Linked DNA regions of Homo sapiens: region 1 is linked to region 2. The links are chromatin contacts, found by Hi-C or POLR2A ChIA-PET in ENCODE. All regions are on one chromosome and are shown on one strand. Each heading gives the region's core, a stretch centred on a gene start or an enhancer-like site at or near the end of the contact. The rest is flanking DNA. Distances are from core to core; before and after follow the strand shown.

Region 1 (5,298 bases), core at 2,277-4,776, 40 kb before region 2:
ACCAAAAAGTTTGGGAATGTCTGGTCTAGAAGCAACAATGAGGAGCAAGAAAGTGACTTACCCCACATTCAGGTTCAGTAGTTTGAGAGGGGTGGAGAGAAAACAGTGAAAACATCCACCACTAAGTGGGATTCAGGAAAAGCAATATTTTCATAGAGCAGCCAGGTTTCACTTAAAGTGGTGAAAAGATGTTCCCCATGTCTTTTCTAAAACATCATTTTTCCTTCATTATCAGATCATTCCTCCCACATTAAATACTGTGACAGCTCTAGCTAACTGACAGTCCAGGTTAATTTTCATATTCAGTGTCAATCTCTTTTATAAACTTCAAAATATTAATATCATCAAATTGCAACATAAACAAGATTCTTCCTACCAATTTCACTTCCACTTCCCCCATCCTGAACACTCCACAAGATGATGCTACTCTCTGAGGCAACAGCAACCATTTTGTCTTTGTCTCCATGTGGCCCTCCAACCACCTTTGCATTTAAAGCTACTCGTTCGATAGTCCAATCCAAATATGGGCTCGTAAACACTTGCTGCCATCCTGAAGATTCTTTGATTCTGTTAAGGAAGAACAGGCACATAAGGTAGACTCAGCAGCAATGAAGCAAACGGAATACACATCAATGCACCAAAAACAAAAAACAACAACAAAAAACAAAAAAAAAACTAAACAGTTACCCATCCACCTTCCTATTACAAATAAAATTTTGTTGATCTATATTGCCTATGAAGCCACAATATTATCCTTGGGGTATTGTATACTTGCATACATAGCACATATAACGACTTGAAAGAGACTACAGTTCTATATTTCCCCAAAGAATAATTTAGTAAAGTCCTCCAAATTTTAAAAAATTTCAGAAACTTTAAAAAAAGATAGTTTTATCTTTCATGTTTCTCTACACACACGCACACACACACAAATGATACTGTCATCTTCTGTGAGTATGAACAATCAGCAAAAATCTGAATTTCAGAATTATTATTCCTTTCAGTTATTAATCAGCTTTTCAGGGTTTATTAACTGAAATGACACATACTGAATCTCTTGCTTTTTGTACTTCAGATGGACAGTCTATCCAGAAACACTGAGTGTATCACATGCATTCCAATACATTAGCACTATTATATAAAAAAGGATAGGGTGCAGGATATCCTCTGAAGACTAGTTTTTAAAGGTCTAAATGCAAAACTCTATGGAACTACAGTTCCATATGACTACCCATATGTAAAAGCTAATGTATTCTTTAATACCTAATTTCTCTAATAAATATCCTGTCAGTTTTTAATAATTCTTTCTGCCCTATCTGAATTTAGGTTTTAAAGAAATGTTTTCTATGCGATTATATGTATAGCAGCCTTCATACATTTAGAGCTTTAGCAGTTACGTAATCATAATAATGAATGAGTTGAACTATGAAGTATCTATTTTTAAACTCAACAAATAATGCAAACATAACTATAAAATTTCTCTTTTGGCTTACCTAAAGAGAATATAGAAGATGAAGGAAAAGAAGCGTTCTTTTGCACACTACCTGACATTCGCTGCAAAAAGCAAACTTAGGTATTCATAAATGATGGTCACCTAAGGGCCTAAATAAAAATACATCAACTTCATTTTCCCTTAAATATGTATGCCAAGTAATACAACTGTAATTCATAAGAATATACAATTGAGCATATTAATTTGAAGAACTAATGATTTCCCTAAACTTCAAAGCAATAGAGAAAAATGTATCAATTTTTCCTAAGCATTGTGTAATTTGTAACCACCCTCTTCAGCCACCAGATGGGATTCATTTGTTAAGATAAACAAATGAAAATACTTAAATACTTACCTAATAAACACTAAAATTTGCTGACATTCTCTTATTCTTTTACTTTCTTAATGAACTTGCTTTCACTTTACTCTAAGGACTCACCCTGAATTCTTTCTTGTGAGAGATCCAAGAACTCTTTTTTGGGGGTCTGGATGAGGACCCCTTTCCAGTAACATCTTCCTGGGAAACCATGAAATGAGATAGTGGAGAGACCCCCAACCCAAAGGAAATAGACTGCAGCACCAATTAGCTGACTTTGGAGTCAAGAACACTTTTCTTTCGAGATTTTGCAGCTTTTAACAACTGAGTAAAGTATACTCTTATAAACAAAATTTGGAGCATATTTCTTTCTCTCTATCTGATTTCTCCAGAATTTGGAAACTATTTGTGAGTATTCTTAACTTACAGCAATATGTAACTACAATAAGAATCTGTTTTCTTTTGTAACAGGACACAATTGGAGAAACTGGTTATTTTACCAAGACTTTGACTGGAATAGCATGCTTTCAGATATGGACTTGTTTAAGGAATCAAATTTGACTCATAGAGCTGATAAAAGCCCCTGGGAAAAACTGGCCACATATCTTGTCTACACGGTCCCTGTACAAGGTTTCTGACCTGTCTGGGGTAAGTAAAGAAAGTCACTTTCTGACAGGCCCAAAAGCCCCAAGTTATCATGAAACCTCAAAAGGAAAGAAACTTACCCAACTCATACAGGTATTTGCAGGCAATGATAAACCCATGGCAAGGCTCAAGGCTTTAAGAAGTCTCATTTGAGATTCTTTATGGATCAAAGTTCTATCAAAGTCAATTTAAAAAGAGCCTATATAGGAACTAATTATTCTTGCTGCACTTTATACAAATAATCAGGCCAAGTATAATAAGACTAAAGCTTATTTTGCAAACAAATCAGTCCTACCATGATTTCTTTAGTAAAAATGAAAGACTGAAAATAGGAAAATTGTTTCAAAAACTATGGTATGCTTTTTATTAGATTTGTCTCATCAGTAGTTTTTGAGTTCTTTCTGCAATTTGGACTCATCCTGCTTATCCTTGTGGACCAAGCAGTGATCTGTGGCTGCTGTTCAGAAGAAACAAGAGGCATGGGTAACACAGAAATCTGGATCAGTATTCTAATTGTGGGCATGTATTGGAATTGGCTAGCACATCAGCTTGGTTCCAACTCCATATCAGCTTGGTTACAACAATTTCCCAGTTCATGAAAAGCCTTCTTATTTAGTTTACTTGGGATAATTTTACTTATTTTGCCTTGTTATTGTAGAATATACTGCTGTTGTTCTCTTTGTGTAGGAATGCAAGATAAGCTTACTCAGTGCTTTCTTAAATCGAACACTTATTAATTTTTCAGTCATCACTTTTTGTCAGAAATCAGAGTTCTCACCATACTGACAGTTTCTAACTGAGCTCTCCTCTACTCTGAATGCAGAAGACCCTAATAGGCAGAAATACCATCATCCCTATTCAGACTGCAGAAGTTACAGAAGATGAATCTTCCTCCCTCTGAAACCCTTAGGATTAAGAGTACCCTTGTAAAAGGGAAGGGGAAAACATGTCAGAGGTGTTCAAACCAGAGTTGAATGGGGACTGAGTAAAATAAGGCTGAGACCTGCTGGGCTGCATTCCCAGGAGGTTAGGCATTCTTAGTCACAGCGTAACAAGGAAGGTCAGCACAAGGTAAAGGTCACAAAGATCCCGCTGACAAAACAGGACGGAGTAAAGAAGCCAGCCAAAACTGAAACCAAGATGGCAACAAAAGTGACCTCTGGTCGTCCTCACTGCTCATTATACGCTAATTATAATGCATTATCATGCTAAAAGACACTCTCACCAGCCCCATGATAGTTTACAAATGACATCTAATGTCTGGAAGTTACCCTATATGGTCTAAAAAGGGGAGGAACATTCAGTTCTGGGAATTGCCTGCTCCTTTCTGAAACACTCATGAATAATCCACCCCTTATTTAGTATATAATCAAGAAATAACTGTAAGTATACTCAGTCAAGCAGCCCTCAGGGCTGCTCTGGCTATGGAGTAGCCATTCTTTTATTCCTTTACTTTCTTAATAAACTTGGATTCACTTAAAAAAAAAAACTATATAATCTCATCTTTTACAGACATATTACTTCTAAGTTGTTTTTCTCTATAGTAATTAGGGTATTACACAATAAAGAGATGTCAAAAAAGGATAAAAGAATCAGGACAGCATATTTAAAAATAACTATAACAACTACAGAATTTAACTCTTAATAAGATATGTGAATTTACCTGTTTTTTAAAAAATTACAAAGAAGGTACATATTTGCTCTATAACTTTCCATACAAGTAATACATTTAAAATATGTAGAACAAGGCCAGGCACAGTGGCTCACGCCTGGAATCCCAGCACTTTGGAAGGCTGAGGCGGGTGAATCACTTGAGATCAGGAGTTTGAAAACAGTCTGGCCAACATGGTGAAACCCCGTCTCTACTAAAAATACAAAAATTGGCCAGGTGTGGTGGTGCACACCTGTAGTCCCAGCTACTCAGGAGGCTGAGGTGGGAGAATTGCTTGAACCCAGGAGGCAGGTGTTGCAGTGACCCGAGATCACGCCACTGCACTCTAGCCTGGGTGACAGTGCAAGACTCTGTCTCAAAATCTCAAAAACAAAACAAAACAAAAAATATATAATAATAAATAAAACAAAATATAAAACAAGAATATGCTCTGTTATTTCACCTCTCCATCATCTTACTGCTGCCTAGTGAACCAACCCTCTGGTTAAGACAGCTATGCGAAGAATAGAGTTACGTCTAGTTATTTCCTACATGAAGACCTCAATAAAATACAGTAGAGAGGACATGCCCTGTGAGATTTTGAAACTTATTATGAACATACTTCACCTCAAGTTGTATGAGAATAGACATATGTCTTAAGGAAATGAGAGAACTGAAAAACAGATCCAAGTATATACACACACATAAAGCAAGATAAAATGGGCTATCAGATTCACTGACAAAGAATGATTTACGTAATAAATTGTCAGAACATAATTACCTACCCACTGAGAAGAAAATAAATCCTTAAATCTCATACCACATACAAAAAAGTAAACTCCACAAGGATTAAAGATCTAAAGTGGAATATAAGCCCCAAGGGGGCAGCAATTCACACAACTACTCTTCGTTAATAGAAGTAACACTGTCATAAACTCAGCAAGAAAAAGGGACATAAACATAAAACCTAACCATGTAGAAAATTAGTGAAGCTAGGAGAACATCATACAGGTCTTCACTGTACTACTCTTTTTTTAAAGGTTTTGTAACTTACTGATACAAAAACTTGAGGAAAAATAACTTGTAAAAAAGATTACACTTTTAAACAGTTTAAATATTTTTCTTTCTTTTGAAATCTTTTTATTGCCATTGTGTTGAATGATTTAACTATATGTGAGGAAATCCAAATATGTC
Region 2 (5,062 bases), core at 1,650-4,149:
TTTAAAATATGTTTGCTAAAGGCTTTTTGTGGTGAGGGCTACTTAAAAAAACAAATAACAACAAAATACGTACTTCCTTATTATACTTAATTTATCAGAATATATGTGAACCAAGAAATCTGTACAGTTGTGTTGTACATGAAATTTTGAGAAAGCACTTCTTAAGTCTATGGTTTAGATAGGAAATAATATCACTGTAATTTGAAGCTATGGTTGCTTTTTTTCTGTCAGAAATATTTTTTCTTTAAGTCTCAGTCTGAGTTCATATGATGAATAGAAAAAGTGAATAAAATAAATAAGATTTTCTTAACATATCTACCAATGTGCTAGCCTACTTGAAAGAATAAATATATCAATGCTAAATGGAATTTGACTATCAAAGTTTTCATGAAATCTTTATTCTATTTTATCAGAATCATTATTTGAAAACCATTAGGTATAGAGAAGACTATTACTTCAAACATTTCTCAACTCATTACCTCCTAATTATTCTTTTTTGGTTGACTAAATTGCTCAGACTCAATATAAATTTTTTTATTGTAATATGATAGATAATGATGCTGTTTTTGAGGTTTCTAAAAGCCATTGAAGAGCCATTTTACAGATAAGAAAATGAAACTTTCTCCAAATTTACTGAGTGTTAGTAAGTGGGAGATTTCAATCTATTTAATATTTTCTCATCACAGGGATCATTGTTTACATGAGTAATATATTCACTTTATTCTATCAGTAAGATAAAAATATTTTGTTCACCATATAGCTGTGGCAGAGATTAAACAAATAATTGACACATCAAACAATCTAAGTTGCACTGTAATTCTCCATTCATTCTCAATACAAATGGCCTTTCTCATGTATCACACATCCTAGTGATCTGGGTGGTAATGAGAGGCCACCATGGTTCAGTGAATTCTGGATTACATCTGGTTTGTGAACAGAACTATATCTCAGATATTGTAGTAAAGGTTTGACATACATGAGCTTCCAGGCATCATTATGTAACATAGAGATGACAAAATAGAGATGTCACAATGATTTTTTATCTGTCCTGCCCCAACATTTTGCACCTCAAGAGATGATAAATTCCTTTCCTATCTTTGGCACTTGGGTCATTAGAGAACATTACTAAAGGTCTCACTGTCCAATAATGTGCTGCCATCACTAGTGTTTATCATAGTTTACACACAAATTAATTTCTTTATCTTGATTTCTACCAAACCTGGCCACTGACCTTTAAAAACAGAAGATGTTATAGTGATTAAAATATCCAATAGTTTTTCTCCGGGGTGAGGGAATAAGAAACTCATTACCAGCATTATTGAAGGGAATGGTACTCCGTTAGGGTCATTATTCAGTTAACTATTCAATTAGAGATTTGCTGTCTTTCCAAACTGGTTTCTAGCCACAGCCAACTTTTGGGCAGGTGGCCACAATCTGCTTTCCATCATATCCAGACAGCTGTTTTAGTAACATATCATCTTGATTTATGGTCACATATAGTGCAAACGCTCTGCTGCTCAGCATCATCTCCCATATCCCATTTATTGGAGTAATTTTTTCATGCCATCTAAAAATAACCAGGTGGTAAGTATGGTCTGGAAACGGTGAATGGAGTAAATAGCTGTAATTGATTACCGGAAAATGAAATCATTAGCAGTGCTGTGTCTCCTTTTTTATCCATGTTACGCAGGTAGAATCTTTAGGTAGAGCTTGTAGAACACCAGAAATACAATCTTCATTCTCTGGAGAAAAGTCCCAAGGTTTCTCCCAAGACTGGTTATTAGTCAGCTCCAAATCTTGTTCATAAGAAATATATCTAGATGGGTCAAACTGATAGATAATTAACTCCCCAAACCTTTGTCTGATCATTTGTTTGGAATGGTGATTTTTAGTGCAAGATAGAAACATGTCTCCAGCTCCATGACTTTTCACTCTTAGGAGAGTAAAGTGTGAGAATATTGCAACCATTTCATTGATTAAATTGGTGCAGAATACTTCAGCAGTCACCCAGTTCGTATGTTTAAATGGACACAACTAAATCATATAAAATGTTTAATCGACCCGAAAAAAGTAAAAAAAAAAAAAAGGAACAAAAAAATAAAATAACTAGTTAATAAGAAACAATTTGCTGGAAAACAACTAGAAAAATAGTAGGGTTAAATCTAACCCTATCAATATTATATTAACTGTAAGTGGCCTAAATATCCCAATTAAAAGGCAGAGATTGTCAGATTATACACAAAAAATTAAAACCCAACTATTTGCTGTCTGTAAGAAACCTGCCTTAAATAAAAATAAGAAGACAAGAAAAAGATTTTAAAATGAAAAAAGACATACTATACTGTCATTTATCCAGCTATTGCCTCTCCACTCTAAATTTATATTTTATTGCATTATTTATGAAAATAGATCTGGGCCATTAATATACATATTTTTGCCAAATGTTATAACATTAAGATTTTTGTCAATAGAGGGCAGGAGGAAAGGGCGAGTTCCTGGAGAGCTCATCTTTTCTGCACTTCTCAGCTAATGCAATTTCTCTTGTGAGGGTTGCCTGCTGAGTACAGTTTTTTCCAGGATTTCACTGTATCTTGGGCTTTTGCTAGCTCTTGATGCAAGCAACAGTGGCATAGCCAGGAACTCCAGATAGTGTGACTTGCAGTCCCTGCCTGCCAGTACACAGAGATAACCTTTATCCATGCACTTGCCCCTCCTCCAGCAATTGGCTGCTGTTTTTTGTGGGATTATGGTGAAGGGAATGAATTATCAGTTGCCCTGATTCAGCCTCAGTCATAGGCTAGCCCTGTACTCTTGAACTTTGCGGGTGAAGGTTTCTCAGTATTCCTACCACTTCCTTGTTACAGTACCCAACTCTGCTATGTTTCTGTGAAAGGTTGTGAGCAGTACAGAGTTTCGCAACCTCCTTCTTCTCACTATTCCTGCCAGCATTAATAGATTTTCACTTTGTAACTGCAAGGTCTGAGCCTCAGGGATTTCCTGCTCCCTTGCAGGGCAAAAGCTTTTGCTTCCTTCAGAATCAGTAGACCTTTCTCTGGGTTATGGGGGAAAAGGGAGGGTTTCCTGAACTTCCCACGGGACATCAACAAGAAGTACTCTCCTCCACCTTCTCTTTTGCCCCCAGAATTTATTATAATCATCCATTTGAGGCCTGTGCAAAAGAACTTGTGAGCTGGTTATTTCTGGAGCTCCTAGTAACTGTAAATTATCACATTTGCCTACACTCAGCCTTTAAGAGTTTTTAAACATTTCAATTTCTTTCTTTTTCCTTGCTTTAAGGTGTCTCTTAGAACAACCACCTTATCCTTTCCTGCTCTACCATAAGTGAAACTGTATATGGGTCACCTTCTCTCTTCATAGGGCTTTTCATGCCTTCAACTTTAGCTTACCTAGTTGCTTTGTGGACTCAGCTCTATGATGGACTCTATAGAAAAATATTACTCAGCTTTTTCTCATTGTTAGAGTGGGAGCAACATTATCTTGTGGTTCTTTACATCCTATGTGGAAATGGAACTTAAATGTTATTTAAATTATAATATCAAATTTTATATTCTACATTCCTTAGGCATCCTTCTATTCTTGATTTCTGTATTCATTAAATACCATTTGGAGAGGACAAGTCAGTGTTGGTTCATAATTAGCAATGTAGACAAGCTTGGGTAATCTGGGAATACTCTAGGTTAGAAACAAATGAGAAAATTTACTTTTATAATTCAGAAGTTGTCAATATTTAACAGGATTCGCTGGCCAGAGAGAAGATGAGACATCTTTTTCCCTAACAGTGATCAAATTCATCAGTTATTTTTAAAGGACAATGAATAAAAGATGTAGAATTCTAAGAGATGGGCATTAGTCAGAAAGCTCAACAAAGTCTCTTTATGTTTTATTTAATATAATATTAGGAATAACCTTATAATAGCCACATTGTTTTTATGGCTTCCACTGATGAGGTGTTTTTCTTTTAACTTGTTAGTAGTCAGGGCAGAACTAGAAAGCAAATCTCTCCTTACCTTAGGCCAAAAAGATGTTCATTCATGATCAAGCTCTGTAGGCACATTCTGGCCATTTGGCCATTCTTTCTCTCCTTTCAAAAATCCAGTATCTGCAAAATGCAAAATAATTGATAGTCGTTACTCCACTGGCAACGTACCCTTTCTCATTCAAGGCACTGAGAGGTCAGCTTCTTTTCTTCCCTGACAGAGGTAAGCAAGCATGCTGAATTTCCCATGACAGAGTGGGAGGTATGAAAACTGTGAAACACCTCATTTTTTAATTCTCTTTACTTCTTCTAACTTATTTAGAGTATCCTATGAGGATGGAATGGCCAAAGCCATTTCTTTCTATCAGCCTATGTGTCGGTAGATGAAGGAAGTATTGTCTCATGCAAATGGACAGGGAGCAACTGACCTCCAGGGGTAAGGTTGTTCAAGTCCCTGGTGCACAGACTCACAGAATTTGAAAGTCAAAGTACTAGTGATACAGTAGTGAAACATAGGGACATTCAGAGTTACTGAAAGCCAGGAAAATAAGTGTTCAAAAGTTCAGAATCAGAAGCTAAGAGCACCACAGAAACAAAAGAATCAAAGCAAGGGAAGAAAGAAAATGGATTTGAGGTTCTAAGCAAGGAAAATTGGTCTTGAGGCAAATATTTATCTCAGTCAGAAATTTCTTTCTTTAATGGGCTTTCTTTTGAATTAGAGGCCAATTTCAAGTCATAGCTAACCCAGGATACTTAATGATCAAATCTGAGTAATTGGGTTATCCAACTGATACCTCTCTTTTTTGGTATAGTGGAGTGCTCGGTATTCTTATCAATAGTGCAACACAAATATCTAATCAAACTCTTGTGGTAGCCAAGCACACAGCTCCTAAGTAAGAAAAAAGAGGCCTTTTACAATGAAATAGAATGCTTAAAAAACTCATATTTCATGGTGAGGTAAACGAATTAGTTTGAAATTAAGAACTGCCAAGAGCTTCACAGCTACCACATTTCATACTTTAATTTGAATACTCTGAATTTTCTTTGCTTTTACAAAAACATGAT

The links. Hi-C counts contacts between places; a loop is a spot of excess contacts on that map. ChIA-PET counts read pairs that join two places held with the same protein, here RNA polymerase II (POLR2A). Pooled maps may share reads with other maps.
Region 1: a pooled map shows a loop between it and region 2 (2.7-fold over the local background). The contact joins two enhancer-like sites. A Hi-C loop is called at or near these places in 1 of 50 pooled maps. POLR2A ChIA-PET finds 5 or more read pairs at or near these places in 5 of 52 experiments (HEK293, MCF 10A, OCI-LY7 and 2 more).

Annotation. Positions count from the first base shown.
Region 1 is chr1:215,581,764-215,587,061 of GRCh38, reverse strand. KCTD3 (potassium channel tetramerization domain containing 3) reads right to left here. Exons shown (of 18, transcript NM_016121.5): 9 at 377-567. Among named protein-coding and RNA genes, the nearest start is that of KCTD3, 17 kb to the right of the region's middle. RefSeq lists an enhancer at 2,560-3,759. Within about 2 kb of position 3,526, at least 5 of the 41 ENCODE cell types and tissues checked have a DNase peak (open chromatin) inside an H3K27ac peak, as active enhancers do.
Region 2 is chr1:215,541,173-215,546,234 of GRCh38, reverse strand. No RefSeq gene overlaps it. Among named protein-coding and RNA genes, the nearest start is that of KCTD3, 24 kb to the left of the region's middle. Within about 2 kb of position 2,899, at least 3 of the 41 ENCODE cell types and tissues checked have a DNase peak (open chromatin) inside an H3K27ac peak, as active enhancers do.